2 separate regions of the Homo sapiens genome follow, and region 2 is linked to region 1. Evidence: read pairs that join two places in POLR2A ChIA-PET (ENCODE). Cell type or tissue: PC-9. All regions are shown on one strand.

What was found. Peaks named below come from ENCODE experiments on the same cell type or tissue, not always from the same donor. Only the 100,000 strongest peaks of a DNase experiment are listed, where the experiment ranks them.
Region 2: POLR2A ChIA-PET joins it to region 1 with 10 read pairs; 4 of 35 experiments call an interaction of 5 or more read pairs at or near these places.

Annotation. Positions count from the first base shown.
Region 1 is chr15:51,927,304-51,935,303 of GRCh38, reverse strand. LOC112268148 (a long non-coding RNA gene) reads right to left here. Exons shown (of 3, transcript XR_007064635.1): 2 at 950-1,054. Among named protein-coding and RNA genes, the nearest start is that of LEO1, 40 kb to the left of the region's middle. In PC-9, no CTCF peak of the experiment used is centred here; no DNase peak of the experiment used is centred here.
Region 2 is chr15:52,091,236-52,099,235 of GRCh38, reverse strand. All of the region lies in intron 1 of LOC112268150 (a long non-coding RNA gene), which reads left to right. It also overlaps the pseudogene RPS13P8. Among named protein-coding and RNA genes, the nearest start is that of BCL2L10, 18 kb to the left of the region's middle. RefSeq lists a silencer at 4,276-4,476 and an enhancer at 5,276-5,809. In PC-9, no CTCF peak of the experiment used is centred here; DNase peaks (open chromatin) are centred at 3,445, 5,215 and 5,565; H3K27ac peaks cover 4,271 bases.

The DNA.
Region 1 (8,000 bases):
TTTCTCACCAGGATAATAAAGCAAAAACAACACTGCATGCTTGGGGGAATTGCAAAGATGAATGATACCATCAAAGACTTGAAAGAAGCAGAGGTGATGAGACCTCTTATATCCCCCATTTATTTATTCATTATTTTATTTCTTTATTTATGAGACAGAGTCTCGCTCCTTATTTACTTATTTTTGAGACGGAGTCTCACTCCATTGCCCAGCCTGGAGTGCAGTGGTGCGACCTCAGCCCACTGCAACTTCCGCCTCCCAGGTTCAAGTGATTCTCCTGGCTCAGCTTCCCGAGTAGCTGGGATTACAGACACAGGCTACCATGCCTGGCTAGTTTTTTTATATTTTTAGTAGAGGGAGGGTTTCACCATGTTGGCCAAGCTGCTCTAGAACTCCTGACCTCAGATGATTTGCCTGCCTCAGCCTCCCAAAGTGCTGGGATTACAGGCATGAGCCGCTGCACCCGGCCACATCCCTAATTTAGCTCACCTGTATGGCCTATTGGCAGATTGATCTTGGAAATGACTGGTTATCTTACACCGAATCAAATAATGACTATACTAGCGGCTGCTTTTTTTTTTTTTTTTTTTTTGAGACAGTCTCACTCTCACCCAGGCTGGGTCACTAGAATTGTGAGAAATATATTAAGCAGAGGAGGACATGTATCCTTCAAAAGCTGTAGGCAGGGCCAGGTGTGGTGGCTCACGCCTATAATCCCAGCACTTTGGGAGGCCGAGGTGGGTGGATCACCTGAGGTCAGGAGTTCAAGACCAGCCTGGGCAAATGCTTTTTTCCCCTCCATATTAATATGTAATGACAAATAGAAACAGTTTGCTTTTACTTTTTAGACCAATGGCACCCCTCATTAGACCAATGGTACCCCTTATTAGACCAATGAAGCCCCTTTGGTCTGAGGCAACAGTCTTGCCTCACAGCTACATGGACTTACCTATAATACTTTGCATATGGAGTCTGCAAAAATCGTGACCATCTTTATGTTCCCCATGTCACACTGGTCCACTGCATTGATGACATTATGCTGATGGTATCTGATCTGATGAGTAGGAAATAACTGTACTTTAGATGCCTTAGTAATCAGCGTGCAAACCAGAGAGTGGGAGATAATCCCCATCAAAATTTAGGGGCATGCCACCTCAGTGAAGTTTCTGGGGGACTAATGGTCTGGAGCATGTCTGGATAGCCCCTCCAAAATGAAGGATAAGGTGCTGTACCTTAAACCACCTACCAGTGCAAAAGAATGTTTGGTGGATCTTTCTGGATTTAGGAGCCAACGTACACTTTATTTCATTATGCTACTTTGACCTTTTGCCAAGTAAGGCAGAGATGCTACCTGTTTAAAGTGAGGACCAGAATAAGAGACTGTTCTGCAGTAATTCCAGGCTACAGGGCAAACTGCTCTTCCACTTTGGCCTAATAACCCAGCATATCTGATAATGCTCAGTGTGTTTGTGGCAAATATCACTGCTGTCTGAACCCTGCGGTTAGAATCAGCAAGAGAACTGAGTACAGGTCTCTAGGGATTTGAAACATATCCATGTCCTCTTTTGTAGACAGTCCCTTTTTTTTTTTTTTTTTTTTTGAGATGGAGTCTTGCTCTACCCCCAGGCTGGAGTGCAGTGGTGCGATCTCGGCTCACTGCAAGCTCTGCCTCCCGAGTTCACGCCATTCTTCTGCCTCAGCCTGCCGAGTAGCTGGGACTACAGGCACCTGCCACCACGCCCAGCTAATTTTTTTGTACTTTCTTAGTAGAGACAGGGTTTCACCATGTTAGCCAGGATGGTCTCAATCTCCTGACCTTGTGATCCACCCGCCTCGGCCTCCCAAAGTGCTGGGATTACAGGCGAGAGCCACCGCACCCAGCCTAGACAGGCCCTTTTAACACTTAATCATGGAACATCAAGTAACTACACAGGCTGAGCTTCTCAGAATGAACTGGGCATTTTCTGTCCCAGGAAGCCGTAAGATTGGGCGTATGTATGGCAGTCTTTTACCAATCTATTGTCTCGGCCCAATGAGGTCCAGAAGGCATGAGAAGGTTTCTTGTTTAGGTGGCTCAGACTCCCTTAATACAGACTCCTACTGAATTGCCTCTTCTGTCCCCTTCTCCAAAAGCAAAAAGCCTGGTTTCAAATATCCTCAATTTATTTACTCATTTGTTTAGTCCCCAGTATGCAAATAATAAAATGACTATGGCTGTCTGCTCAGCTCTGGGCCATACACAGTGGCTATGCAGGCCAAGTTCCTATTTAATTTATAGCTAAAAACCTCCACTCATATTGAGAATTAAAAAGATTCTAGTACTCAGAGTTCAAGAAAGGGGCAGCAACTGCAAATACCTTAAAGAAAACACCCAAGAAACTCCAACTGAATGAAATACTATGTGCTCATGTGTACTTTGCCAAATGATTTAAGATTTGACACAAATTAGGCTGGGTGTCGTGGCTCACACCTGTAATCCCAGCACTTTGGGAGGCCGAGGAAGGTGGATTACTTGAGGTCAGCAGTTCAGGACCAGCCTGGTCAACATGGTGAAACCCCGTCTCTACTAAAAACACAAAAATTAGCTGTGTGTGGTGGCAGGTGCCTGTAATCCCAGCTGCTACGGAGGCTGAGGCAGGAGAATTGCTTGAACCCAGGAGGTGGAGCTTGCAGTGAGCCAAGATCGTGCCACTGCACTCCAGCCTGGGCGACAGAGTGAGACACCGTCTCAAAAAATAAAATAAAATAAAAAATAAAAAAAGATATGACACAATTGTGGATAAATATGGACAACATAGGCTTCTATGAACATTCTTGCACAGTGCAGATACATTCAGTGTTGGGCTGGTCCTGAGCAGCACTGTTGTGAAATGCTGTTAAGCACTCTTTCTGTTTTGGTTCAGAATTTTGCTCCTTTGTTGCTACATATTTCAGCCGGGAGCCCTGGCAGGTGTTGGTTAACAGATGTCTTTGTTAGACAGCCACAATCACAATCAAAGCTACCATCAAATATACTTTGTGACAGTTTGGGGGATTCAAACAAGGGAAAAGAGTCAGCATAACTCCATTGCAAATGTCTTTTTCTTAAACTTTATAAAATTGTACAAATTATGCATCTAGCTATTCACTAACTTACTGACTTGCAATTTTTTTTTTTTTTTTTTGAGACGGAGTCTCGCTCTGCATCTCGGCTCACTGCAACCTCCACCTCCTGGGTTCAAGCAATTCTCGTGCCTCAGCCTCCTGAGTAGCTGGGATTACAGGCATGTGCCACTACGCCTGCCTAATTTTTGTAAGTTTGGTAAAGATAGGGTTTCGCCATGTTGACCAGCCTGGTCTCAACTCCTGACCTCAGGTGATCCACCCACCTCAGCCTCCCAGAGTGCTGGGATTACAGGCATGAGCCACCACATCTGGCCATGACTCAGACATTGTAACTAGGAAGATAGCCCTAAGCAATGGTGCTTTTCATGTTCTAGTAATGCACACATTTTGGCCCTGGCTCCTGATGCCACAAGTTTGTGTACTTAGGCTCACTTATGGATGCATCACTTTTAAAAGCCAGGAATTTAGGAAAGGTTCGTAACATTTTTATAGAACCTTAAGCTTTTTAAAGGGTAAACACTAGTAAAACTTCTCTAAAGAACTGGTCGGGCACAGTGGCTCAAACCTGTAATCCCAGCACTTTGGGAGGCCATGGCGGGTGGATCACTTGAAGACAGTAGTTTCAGATCAGCCTGACCAACATGGTGAAACCCTGTTTCTACTAAAAATTCAAAAATTAGCCGGGCATGGTGGTGTGTGTCTACAGTCCCAGCTACTTGGGAGGCTGAGGCAGAAGAATTGCTTGAACCTGGGAGGCAGAGGTTGCAGTGAGCCGAGATCGCACCATTGTACTCTAGCCTGGTTGACGAAGTGAGACCCTGTCTCAAAAAAAAAAAAAAAAAAAAAAGAAAAAAAAAAACATAAAAACAAATCACTCTCAAACTCAGCACTTACAATAAGCATTTACTATTATCATGCTGATTCTGAGGATTAGGAATTCAGGAATGGCTTCGCTGGTTGTTTCTAACTCAGAGTCTCTTGCAGGCTGCTGTCAAGATGTTGGCTGGCACTACATTATCTAAGGGCTTGCCTAGGGCTGAAGGATCTGTTTCCAAGATGGCTCACATGGGTTTTGGCAGGGGCCTTAGTTTTTCACTATGTGGACCTCTCCATAGGCAGTTTGAATGTCCTCACGGCATGGCAGGTGGCTTTCCCCAGAGCAAGTGACCTAAGACAGAAAGAGCAAGACAGAAAAGCCAGTGTCTTTCATAGCCTCATCTCGAATACAGGTTGTATTCTGCTGATCACATAGATCAATCATGACACAGTGTTGGAGGAGACCACACAAGGGCATGGAAACCAGAGGCAGGAATCACTAGGATGGGCAGGAACCTTGAAAGCTGGCTGCCACAGTGATTACCTTTCACCCACCAACTCTGCCTCCTCCTTTCTCCAAAGACACGCTAGTTAGTTAAGCTTCTGAGAACCTGGCTTAGGGAGCCAGTTTGAGGTTGGTTTAGTGGAGATTTGGCTTATGAATCTTTGGACTATGTTGAAGTGGTGGACCAAGAACTAACTGTGTAAAGAACTTTAGTTGGAAAAATTAATACTGTGCATTTCCCCCCAACACCGAAGATCCTAGTGGGACCATGGATCTGTTTGGAGATATAGACGACGTTTCTTCTGAGAGTGATGAGGGCAATCAACCACCTATTCCAGGACAGCTGATTGTAAGTACGATCACCAATATCAACCAATCCCATTATTCAAAGCTAAAAAAGAAAGCTTCAGAGGCTGATGAATCTGTCTTTCTCATGTTGAGAGAGGACGTGGATAGCTGAACATCTGATGAATAGGTGACTTTCTTAGCTATATTGGGAATTTCTGGATATAAGAAGGCACAGAAGGAACTACCCAGAATAAGGGTGATGCCAAACTTTAGGGGCTAGACTAATATAAAATAATATAAAAATATAATTAATATGTAATATAAAAACCTTTGATTTAAAGTTTTTTCTTATTCAAGCCTATGACAAGAAGCATGAGCTATGCTGATATTCTGATTTTAATAGTTGTCTAGTATTGATGGGGTGAATAATTTCATACTTCTGTTGCTGAATATATTATGCAAAAAAGTCAATAAAATAGATACTTTTTTCTACTAATGTTGGCTAACAGATCTTGTTTTCCTGTGTTTTATTTGTTTTGTTTTGTCTTCCTTTTTTTTTTTTTTTTTTTTGAGACGAAGTCTCTAAGATTACAGGCGTGAGCCAGTAATCCGCGCCCAGCCTGTTTTGCTTTTTTGTAGGCATGAGGTGAGGTTTTAGGGAGAAGCTTGGAAGAGTTGCTGACTGTTTTATCCCTAAAGTGGAGTGTAAATTTACTTCCCAACCAGGGGTGGTGGCTCACGCCTATAATCCCAGCACTTTGGGAGGCCAAGGTGGGCACATCACCTAAGGTCAGGAGTTTGAGACCAGCTTGACTAACATGGTGAAACCCCGTCTCTACTAAAAATACAGAAATTAGCCAGGCTTGGTGGCACGGGCCTGTAATCCCAGCTACTCAGGAGGCTGAGGCAGGAGAATGGTTTGAACCCGGGAGATGGAGGTTGCAGCGAGCCGAGATCATGCCACTGCACTCCAGCCTGGGTGACAGAGTGAAAACTCCATATCAAAAAAAAAATTTACTTCCCGTCAAACCTGCATCTGCCTAGTGCAGGATGAGTAAAGCTAGCACATTTCTAATGTCTTCAATCTCTCACATTCTGATACCTTTCTTAGGATGAACATGGAGTGCCTCAGGACCAGCAGGAGGAAGAGCCAATTTCTGAAACCATAATAGAAGAAGAAATTCCCAGTATCAACTCTGATTTAGGAAATGAATTGTATTTTGTTAAACTACCCAAGTTTCTCAGTATAGAACCCAAGTAAGAGGACTGATTAAAATTTTCAAGATATTAAAAAAAATGCGTAGAATAAATATTTTTTCTTATTTGTCATGAGTTGACTAATCACAAAGATGGGAAATTTCTCATATAACTTTGAAAAATATAAATCTAGGATGTGCTGTGGTAGAAAAATGAATCACTGGTGAGAGAGAATTTTAATGCTAATAATTTTTCTAGCATTTTGGCACTTTCTTTTACATAAACAGATCACAATGGATGAAGGTGTTTTTCACTGGTATAAAGCTGACAAATCAGAAAACAAGAGTGAGAAAGTCTGCTAGAGAAATCACAAATGTTCTGGCCAGGTGCGGTGGCTCATGCCTGTAATCCCACCACTTTGGGAGGCTGAGGCGGGCAGATCACTTGAGGTCAGAAGTTTGAGACCAGCCTGGGCAAAATGGTGAAACCCTGTCTCTACTAAAAATACAAAAATTAGCCAGGCATGGTGGCGCACGCCTGTAATCCCAACTACTTGGGAGGCTGAGGCGTAAGAACCTCTTAAATCCAGCAGATGGAGGTTGCAGTGAGCCGAGGTTCTGCCACTGCACTCCAGCCTGGGTAACAGAGTGAGACTCTGTCTAAAAAAAAAAAAAAATTACAAATGTTTAATGCAAAATCCATTGCGAATCTAGAAAAGACAATTATTTTGTACTACAAAATAGTGTCAGTGGGTATGATTCACTAAGGTACACGCATGCAAGCTCTTATGCTTAACACATTTTCTTAAAAAATAAGGGAAGACAGTAAGACCTGTTGCCTATACTTTGGAAGACATATTTCATCAAATAACATTTTGAATTGTTAGTTGCATTTGAATTTCATTTCAGGCAATATGTTTTAGAGACAAATTTCAGAAAGCATGGTAATTTGCATACTTCTTTGAAGGTTTACATGAAGTTATTTGTCTACTGTGATTTTTGGAAACACATGAAGGCACATTGTGGGGATGATTAAATATAATATTAATCATATTCCTTACTAAATATGGCTAACATGATGTTAAAAACACAATTTTTAGACCTTTTGATCCTCAGTTTTATGAAGATGAATTTGAAGATGAGAAAGTGCTTGACGAGGAAGACAGAATCAGGTTAAAATTAAAGGTACCATCCTACACTTTATTCCTTTTTTACGTTTTTCCTTTTATAAAGTAAAGCAGGGATGACAACTTGAGACTTGAGCTTGCGAAATCCTCTTATGATTCTTGTTCAATAGCTCTTTAGACCTAGGAATTAAACACCTTTTCGGAATATTTTTACGGGAGGAGGTATGTGCCCTTTTTTATCCCTGTAGAATTGTCACTTTCTTCTTTTGGTTGCAGTTATGCTTTTTTTGACATAAGTAAAGATAAAAATTTTTGAAAATTGTTAGCTACTTCCTTCAGGATAAATAATAATAAGGTATATGGAATTGCCTCCACATTTTACAGTGGGTGGATCCTGGCAATTTCCCACAACAGAAATATCTCCTTTCTTCATGGATATTCAAACTATGCACAAAAGAGACCTTGTCATTAGGTGGTTCCCTCTTGAAGGCCTGGGACGGCAAAGTACTACCAACTGCTTTCACAGGCGTGTTGTTCTTCCTTAAGGGGGTTTCCTTTAAAACAATTTTTTTTTTTAAATTTAAAACTTTTGTGTGTTTTTTTTTGTTTTTGTTTTTGTTTTTGAGATGGGCCTCGCTGTTTTGCCCAGAACGGTCTCAAACTCCTGGGCTCAAGTGATCTTCCCACCTCAGCCTCCTGAGTAGCTGGGACTACAAGTGCACACCACCACACCTGGCTACAGGATTTCCTAAGAGTTTCTACCAGGGGCCCCAGTGGTATCATTGGGCAGGGGAAATTGTTGTTGTTGTTGTTACTTTTGTGACTTGGAGTTCACCATATGGGTAGAATAAATTTAGACTCAAAAACAGGGCAAAGCACCGATCTCATGTTTTAATTTTTTGTTAATTAGTTGTTTATTCTTTTTAAAAAATTGTAATTTCATGCCCAGAGCTTCCCTGTCTC
Region 2 (8,000 bases), 160 kb before region 1:
GGCGGGATCTCGGCTCACTGCAAGCTCCGCCTCCCGGGCTCACGCCTTTCTCCTGCCTCAGCCTCCCAAATAGCTGGGACCACAGGCGCCTGCCACCACGCCCGGCTAATTTTTTTGTATTTTTAGTAGAGACGGGGTTTCACCGTGTTAGCCAGGATGGTCTCGATTTCCTGACCTCGTGATCCGCCCGCCTCGGCCTCCCAAAGTGCTGGGATTACAGGCGTGAGCCACCGCGCCAGGCCCCGGCTTTGGGGTTTTGAGGGGAGGGGCTTGGTCTAAAGTCCTCGGCTCTTATTCCACCCAGAGGTTCACCTGGGCTTGGGCAGCAGAGCAGATGGGCGCCCCTCTGCGTCTTCGTTTGAAAGGTCCACCTGGCAACAAATGGTCTTTACAGCACCAGGAAACCATTTTCTTGCTTTGTCTTCAAAGCTCATTTTGGAATTAACTGTTACCGATAGAAGAATGACTCAGGCTTTAATAGTTGACTTTGGAAGAGGAGGGTATCTGCGTCTTTAGACACCTTGCACACAAGACTTTTGGTCTTTAAAAATGCTCAGATTTTTGTACTTTGAGAGGTAAGACCCCTTCATTTCAATATGGTTGAAAGTTACATTTCTTTTTAAATCAAAATCATAAAGTTATCTGATTCCTCTGGGGAAAATGTACAAAGAGATCTGATAGTGTTCGGTAGTTGCGCAACCACTTACTTGGGTCTTTGGTCTTGAAGGTTTAAATTATCTGGACTTTAGCTTCCTCACAGTGGTTGTAAAGTTGAAATGCACTCATATGAAAACTACCAGCTGTCATTAGTATTTCAAAATGGGAAGAGACTGGATTTTATTTTAAGACACTTTAGGAAACAAGTGTTGGCCATTTCTATATTTGTGCTGTAACAAATACACCCAAATTCCCTAAAAAAAAAATGGTTCTTCCTCACTCAAGTATCATTAAGTACATCTAATAATGTATTAGGCAGCATGGTTATTAGCAGTTTAAAAAAATGAGTTGTCCTTTTATTCCTTATGTATTATTTATTGGATATTTTATTTAGATTTCTAAACATGGAGGATGATATGTTTAAAGGTGGTGTTCTTGTAACCAGTTGTAAAGCTACTTAGTTGAATGAAATTTGAATTTCATGGTTGTGTTTTATCTTTACCCACTTTTCTGTAAGAGGCCTCCACTGGCCAAATTTGGGACAATGTGAGCATCAAATAGATAATAGGAAAGGATTAGAACCCACTGATAGCATTGGCTCATGGTTTTGTTTTTTTAACTAATATAAATAAGTGAAAGAGGAAACCCTTTCTCCAAGGAGTCCTGGTTCCTTTTAGTGGCCAGTGGTATTAACATCTGAGCTGCATTTTACTTTTATACATCTGTATTCATTTGACCTTAACATTTTTATTTTGTTAGCAAGATTACATTTAATGAGATAAAACTTAGTGTTTTATCTTTATTATCATTTTTATCAGAAAATTACTTGTATCAAATTTGATAATAGGAAATCAACTATTCTTTTTTTTAATGTATTTGCAAATAATTGAATATGTGTTTTAAAGCTTTAGTTTAAAGCATAAGTAGTGCTCATTTTTTTCAGTTGGATTATATCTTGTCCTCCCTGTTTTCAAATTCTATTGAAAAGATCTATTACAGCTCAATAATCAATAGTAGCATTAACACACTGGAGGTGGGGGGGGGTCCCATCAGCAATGTGGAATTTCCAGATTTAATGTCAATGGGAGTAAACTGACAATAGAACCCAGCTAGAGGGATCTCTAGCCCACTTCAGGCAATAAAAAGCACCTCTCAAAAAAGTGAAAGTTTTCTCTTACAAAATGATGGAACAATGCCAAGATGGGAAGCAGCAGTCCCCAGCAGTTGGCTGGGCCAATCTTCCACCCCACACATCTTAGCTCTAGCTATTAACTGACCCCAAGGATCACCAGATATTGAAAGAAAACTAATTGCATGGGAGAAGTAACAGACTCAGCACAAAGAATACTCTCAAGGATGCATAATCAAAGAAGAAACTAGAATAAAACTCTAAAGGAAACATGGATATCTCAGATTTGGAAGAATCTCCAGCCATTTTTTTTTTTAATTTCTGTCATTACAGTTCTTGGAAATCAAAAGTATTGCTGAAATAAATTTGCTGGGCATTATTTTTCTTCTTCTTTTTTTCTTTTCTTTTCTTTTTTTTTTTTTTGAGACAGTCCTGCTCTGTCACCCAGGCTGGAGTGCAGAGGCACGATCTCAGCTCACCGCAACCCTCACCTCCCGGGTTCAAGTGATTCTCCTGCGTGCCACCATACCCAGCTAATTTTTGTATTTTTGGTAGAGATGGGGTTTCACTATGTTGGCTAGGCTGGTCTCAAACTCCTGATCTCAGGTGATCTACCCACTTCGGCCTCCCAAAGGGCTGGGATTACAGGCGTGAGCCACCACACCCAGCCTGGGCATTACTTTTATAACAACTTTTTATTAAAGTATATTTTGGCCAGGCGTGGTGGCTCACCCTTGCAATCCCAGCACTTTGGCGGGGCTGAGGCGGGTGGATCACCTGAGGTCAGGAGTTTGAGGGCAGCCCGGCCAACATGGTGAAACCCCACCTCTACTAAAAACACAAAAATTAGCTGGGCGTGGTGGCACGTACCTGTAATCCCAGCTACTCAGAAAGCTGAGGCAGGAGAATTGCTTGGATCTGGGAGGTAGAGGTTGCAGTGAGCCGAGATCATGCCACTGCACTCCATCCTGGGTGATAGAGCGAGACTCTGTCTCAAAAAGTAAAAATAAATAAAGTATCTTTTAAGGTGGTTTTTTCTTCCATGGTTTTTGCAATTTAAAAATTTAGATAAAATTTATATAACATAAAACCATTTTAAATTATACAACTCAATGATTTCTAATATATTAACAATGTTATCCAACCATCATCTTTAATTCCAGACACTTCTGTCATCTCATAAAGAAACCTCATACCCATTAGGAGTCACTCCCAATTTCTCCCTTCCCTCACCTTCTGGCAACCATTAACCTACTTTTTATCTCTATGGATTTGCCTATTCTGGACATTGCATATCAATAGAATCAGACAACACATGGCTTTTTGTGTCTGACTTTTTTCATTTAACATAGTGTTTTTATGGTTTGTCCACATTGTGGCATATGTCTGTACTTGATTCTTTTTTTATGGCTGAGTAATACTCCGCTATTTGAACATACCAAACTTTGTTTATCCATTCATCAGTTGATGAACATTTGGGTTGTTGCACTTTTTGGCTATTATGAATAATGCTGATATGAACTTTAGGCTTTTGTGTGGACATGTTTTTAATTCCATCTAGCAGTGGAATTGCTGAGTCACATGGTAACTCTGTTTAATGTTTTGAGAAACTACTAACCTGTTTTTCACAGTGGCTACGTTATTGGGTTTTTTTGTTGTTGTTAAGCAATCATTTTATTGCTTGAGTACATAGACAAATTTATGCTACCAGGGCAGAGGCTGTAGATGATTCATATTTCCAATTGGGAGGGAGGACTCGCTTGGTCTTGTAATATCGAGCCAAGTGGTGAATCCAGCTCTCTATCAGAATCAGATGGAATTTAGCATTCTTATCCTTTCTGTTCCTCTCAAGATGCTTTTGAACAGCAACTGCTTTCTTAATTAAATGGTAGAGATCTTCAGGGAGATCAGGAGCAAGTCCCTTAGACTTAAGATTTCTTAAGATTTTATTGCCTGTCACAAAACGTACTTGTGCAACACTATGTCAGTCTCTCAGGATCACACCAATTTGTGAAGGAGTCAGGCCCTTCTTGGCCACTTAGTAAATCTGCTCCTTCACGTCATCAGATGTCAACTTCAGCCAAGTGGGGATGCTGTGGCGATAGGGCAAAGCCAACCGGGACGGGCCCTTCCCAGGAGCATGCATGCGACCCATGATGGCGGCAGTCAGGCAGTGAAGTGTGGCCACGTTATTAAATGTTCCCACCTGCAATGTAGGAGGGTTTCACCTCCTCCCATGTTGAAACCTCAGGATTCTCAAGGAGAAAGGGAAAGGACTCACCAGGCAAGACCTGGAGAAGAAACACCTGTGCCTTTAAAATAGAGAGGACGGGTGACTTCTGGCCACTTGGCTTTCCTGACACCACACGGCCACCCACCCTCTCTTGCCAACACCACAGCTGAAGGGCAGGGCAGCCATCCTAGACTAGGTCAGAGGTCAGCTGCGCTCCATCCTCCCTCTGCCTCTTACACAGCCAAATGGTGCTGCTTCTAACCCTCATCACTCAGCTGCTTCTCACCCTAAGGCCTCCATCTGGCACTGTTTGCCATCCAGCTGCTGTTCCAAGTTCTGCTCAGGTAGCTAACAGTGTCACGTTTCTAAACCATGCCTTTTGTAATATTTGAAACTCAAAGGAATTGAAAATGTGGGTGACGGTAGTCAGTAAGAACCCAGAGCCAAAGCACTACAGTCCCCATGTAATTAAGCATTCCCTTGGGGGCTGGGTTCGTCCATCAACCCCCTTGAGCATGGCTTGTGGAAGGACTATGCTTATGATGTACGGGCTGTAACTCTCCAAGTCTGGCCAATTGAGGAAGGCATCCCTGAGTCAGAACAGCTAGATCTGGATGGTACCTTCCTCTGCAGTACTAACTTCACAGAACTGCATTTTAGCAATCTTCGGAAACTTGTCCAGAGGGGCAAGGCTGTGCAAAGCAGCCACATTGCATTGCGATCCTTACGTAAGTGCTTCCAGCTGCAAGGCAGGCCACCTCTGTCAGCCAGACTGTCCTCTCCAGTCTGCTGGCTCCATAGACCTTGGCACCAGGGTGGAAGCCACTTGCCTCCTGCTGCACATTGACACAGCCATACACATCAGGCCAGAGGGGTGTGGCTGATGCTGGAGTATTCCAGGCCCCAACAGCTGGGATGTTTTTCCAAGGAAAGGATGAGAGGGCAAGCAGCTGAGATGAGCTGGGACAGGCAGATGGGGAGGAGAGGAGCCAGGAGTGGGCAACCCGGCAGCACCATCACCTCCGCCTCCTATGGCCTCCCAGCCTCCCTCCTGACCTATTTCCTAGCTTTCCTTTTTCTCCATGGATATTTAACCTAGTACTGTCCCAGCATGAGCCTTATACTGTGAATTCTGGTTCTTATTTGACCATGATGTGGCATTTGGCAAGTTAGCAAGTGTGGTTCACCCAAATACCTCAGGGGTGAGGAATGCACAAAGCACTTAGAACACCGCCTGGCACATGGCGCCTGCGAAATGTTAGCCATCCTGGGTCCTGGGGCTACCATCAGGCAGGTCTCATCATGCCAGAAGGGAGAAGTAGACTCCTTTGGGGAGGTGGGATACTCCATTTTGCTTAAAAGCCAGTTTCCATCCTGTGCCTCAGGTAAGGACATTCCCTGAGAATTGAGACCATATAGAGGCCATCGCTCTTGACTTGGAATGTAATGATAGTGACCTTGACTTCCTGACACAGCCCTGAATATCCGGCATGGGCTTGCCTCCAAGTGTTTTCTGCGTCTGATTTATGAAATATGCCAAGTGGGAAGGAAGTTTCTGCTGACCTAATGCTTGCCCATAAAATGTGTTTTTAAAAATCAAGCGCAGATCTGATGAATCATAAAGTCATTCTGCCTCCGAGACTAATACAGGGTGGTTCCAGCAGCCCAAAGAGAGGGAAGGGATTGTGAAGGGACCATTGGTTTGCACTTATCATCTGCTAAACACAATTGTTTTGAAGGTTTGGTTTTATGTGTTTGTTTTTAAGAGTCACAGGCTAACTTGTGCTCTGAACACATGATAAAGAGGAATTCTTCCAGCATTTTGTTTTCTTCAGGAGGAAGAAAATAAATCCGTGCCCTGCATTGCCACTCTTCGCCCTATGCTAAGGCCACGAAGTCTACTGCTCTCATGACTTAAGGATTATATTTAGTAGCAACACTGAAATTGACTTCCTCGTATAGCCTGGATTCTCTGTTGTGTTCCTACCTCCAAAGTGGGGTCTTCATCTTCCACCTAGCCTCCCTCTCTTGGAAGTGGGACCAAAACTTAGATTCCATGCTGTTGAGTAAGTATCCTATGAGTTGCATTTAAAGGCAACTTAGGAGTGAATTTAAAAACATTTCCTCAGGTCATCATTAGAACTGTGGTTCTTAATCTTGATACACGTTAGAATTTTTTTCTTTTTTCTTTTTCTTTTTCTTTTTTTTATTTTTTTCAGATGGTGTCTCGCTCTATTGCCCAGGCTGGAATGCAGTGGCGGCAACCTCTGCTCACTGCAACCTCCACCTCCTGGGTTCAAGCGATTCTCTTGCCTCGGCCTCCAGAGCAGCTGGGACTACAGGCGCAGGCCACTACAACTAATATTTTTATTGTTAGTAGAGGCTAATTTTTGTATTTTTAGTAGAGGTGGGGTTTCACCATATTGGCCAGACTGGTCTCGAGCTCCTGACCTCAAGTGATCCATCTGCCTCGGCCTCCCAGAGTACTGGGATTACAGGTGTAAGCCACCAGGCCCAGCCACCTGAAGGACTTTTAAAACTAGGAATGGGCCACGTGTAGCCAACTGAAGGACTTTTAAAACTAGGGATGGGCGGCCGCGTGTGGTGGCTCATGCCTGTAATCCAGCACTTTGGGAGGCCGAGGTGGGCAGATCACGAGGTCAGAAGATCAAGACCATCCTGGCTAACATGGTGAAACCCCATCTCTACTAAAAATACAAAAAAAAAAAAAAAAAAAAAAAAAGCCAGGCGTGGTGGCACATGCCTGTAGACCCAGCTACTCAGGAGGCTGAGGCAGGAGAATGGCGTGAACCCGGGAGGCAGAGCTTGCAGTGAGCCGAGATCGCACCACTGCACTCCAGCCTGGGCGACAGAGTGAGACTCTGCCTCAAAAAAAAACAAAAACAAAAACTAGGCAGATCACAAGGTCAGGAGATCAAGACCATCCTGGCTAACACGGTGAAACCCCGTCTTTACTAAAAATAGAAAAAATTAGCCAGGTGTGGTGGCGGGCGCCTGTAGTCCCAGCTACTCGAGAGGCTGAGGCAGGAGAATGGCTTGAACCCGGGAGGCAGAGCTTGCAGTGAGCCGAGATCGCACCACTGCACTCCAGTCTGGGCAACAGAGCAAGACTCCGTCTCAAAAAAAAATAATAAATAAATAAAAAACTAGGGATGGGCTGGGTGTGGCGGCTCATGCCTGTAATCCCAGCACTTTGGGAGGCTGAGGTGGGCGGATCACTTGAGGTCAGGAGTTTGAGACAAGCCTGGCCAACATGGTAAAACCCCATCTCTACTAAAAATACAAAAATTAGCCAGACATGGTGCCGTGCACCTGTACTGCCAGCTATTTGGGAGGCTGAGGTAGGAGAATAGCTTGAACCCAGGAGGCGGAGATTGCTGTGAGCCAAGATTGCACCACTGCACTCCAGCCTGGGTGACAGAGTGAGACTCTGTCTCAAAAATAAAATAAATAAAAATAAAACTACGGATGCCCCTGTGAGCCCTAGAGGCTCAATTTGAGTGGCTTGGATGGGGCATGGCATGAGTAGGCTCTAAAAATTCCCCTGGTGGTTCAATTGTGCAACCAGGGTTGTGCATCTGGGGTTGTGAACCATTGCATCAAACGAATATCTAATACTCAACCTTTTTATAATACTGCTCCATTTGAGCTCAGTCAAGCTAATTGACCCAGTTAAGATTTCTCTTAACTTTTAAGATACTTAAAATAAGGACACCCACTTGAATTAGATGAGTATCAACTTTTTATTTTTCAAAATTATTCATAGTCATAATTTAAAGAGCCAAATGGTTTAATAAGGTCTCTTAGGAAAAACAGCAGTGCCTAGTCTCCCTCCCCCAACTTCCTAGCCCCAGAGGTAACTACTTTTAATTATTATTTTTTTGTTGTTGTTTTGTTTTTTGTTTTTTTTTTTGAGGTGGAGTCTTGCTCTGTTGCCCCAGCTGGAGTGCTGTGGCATGA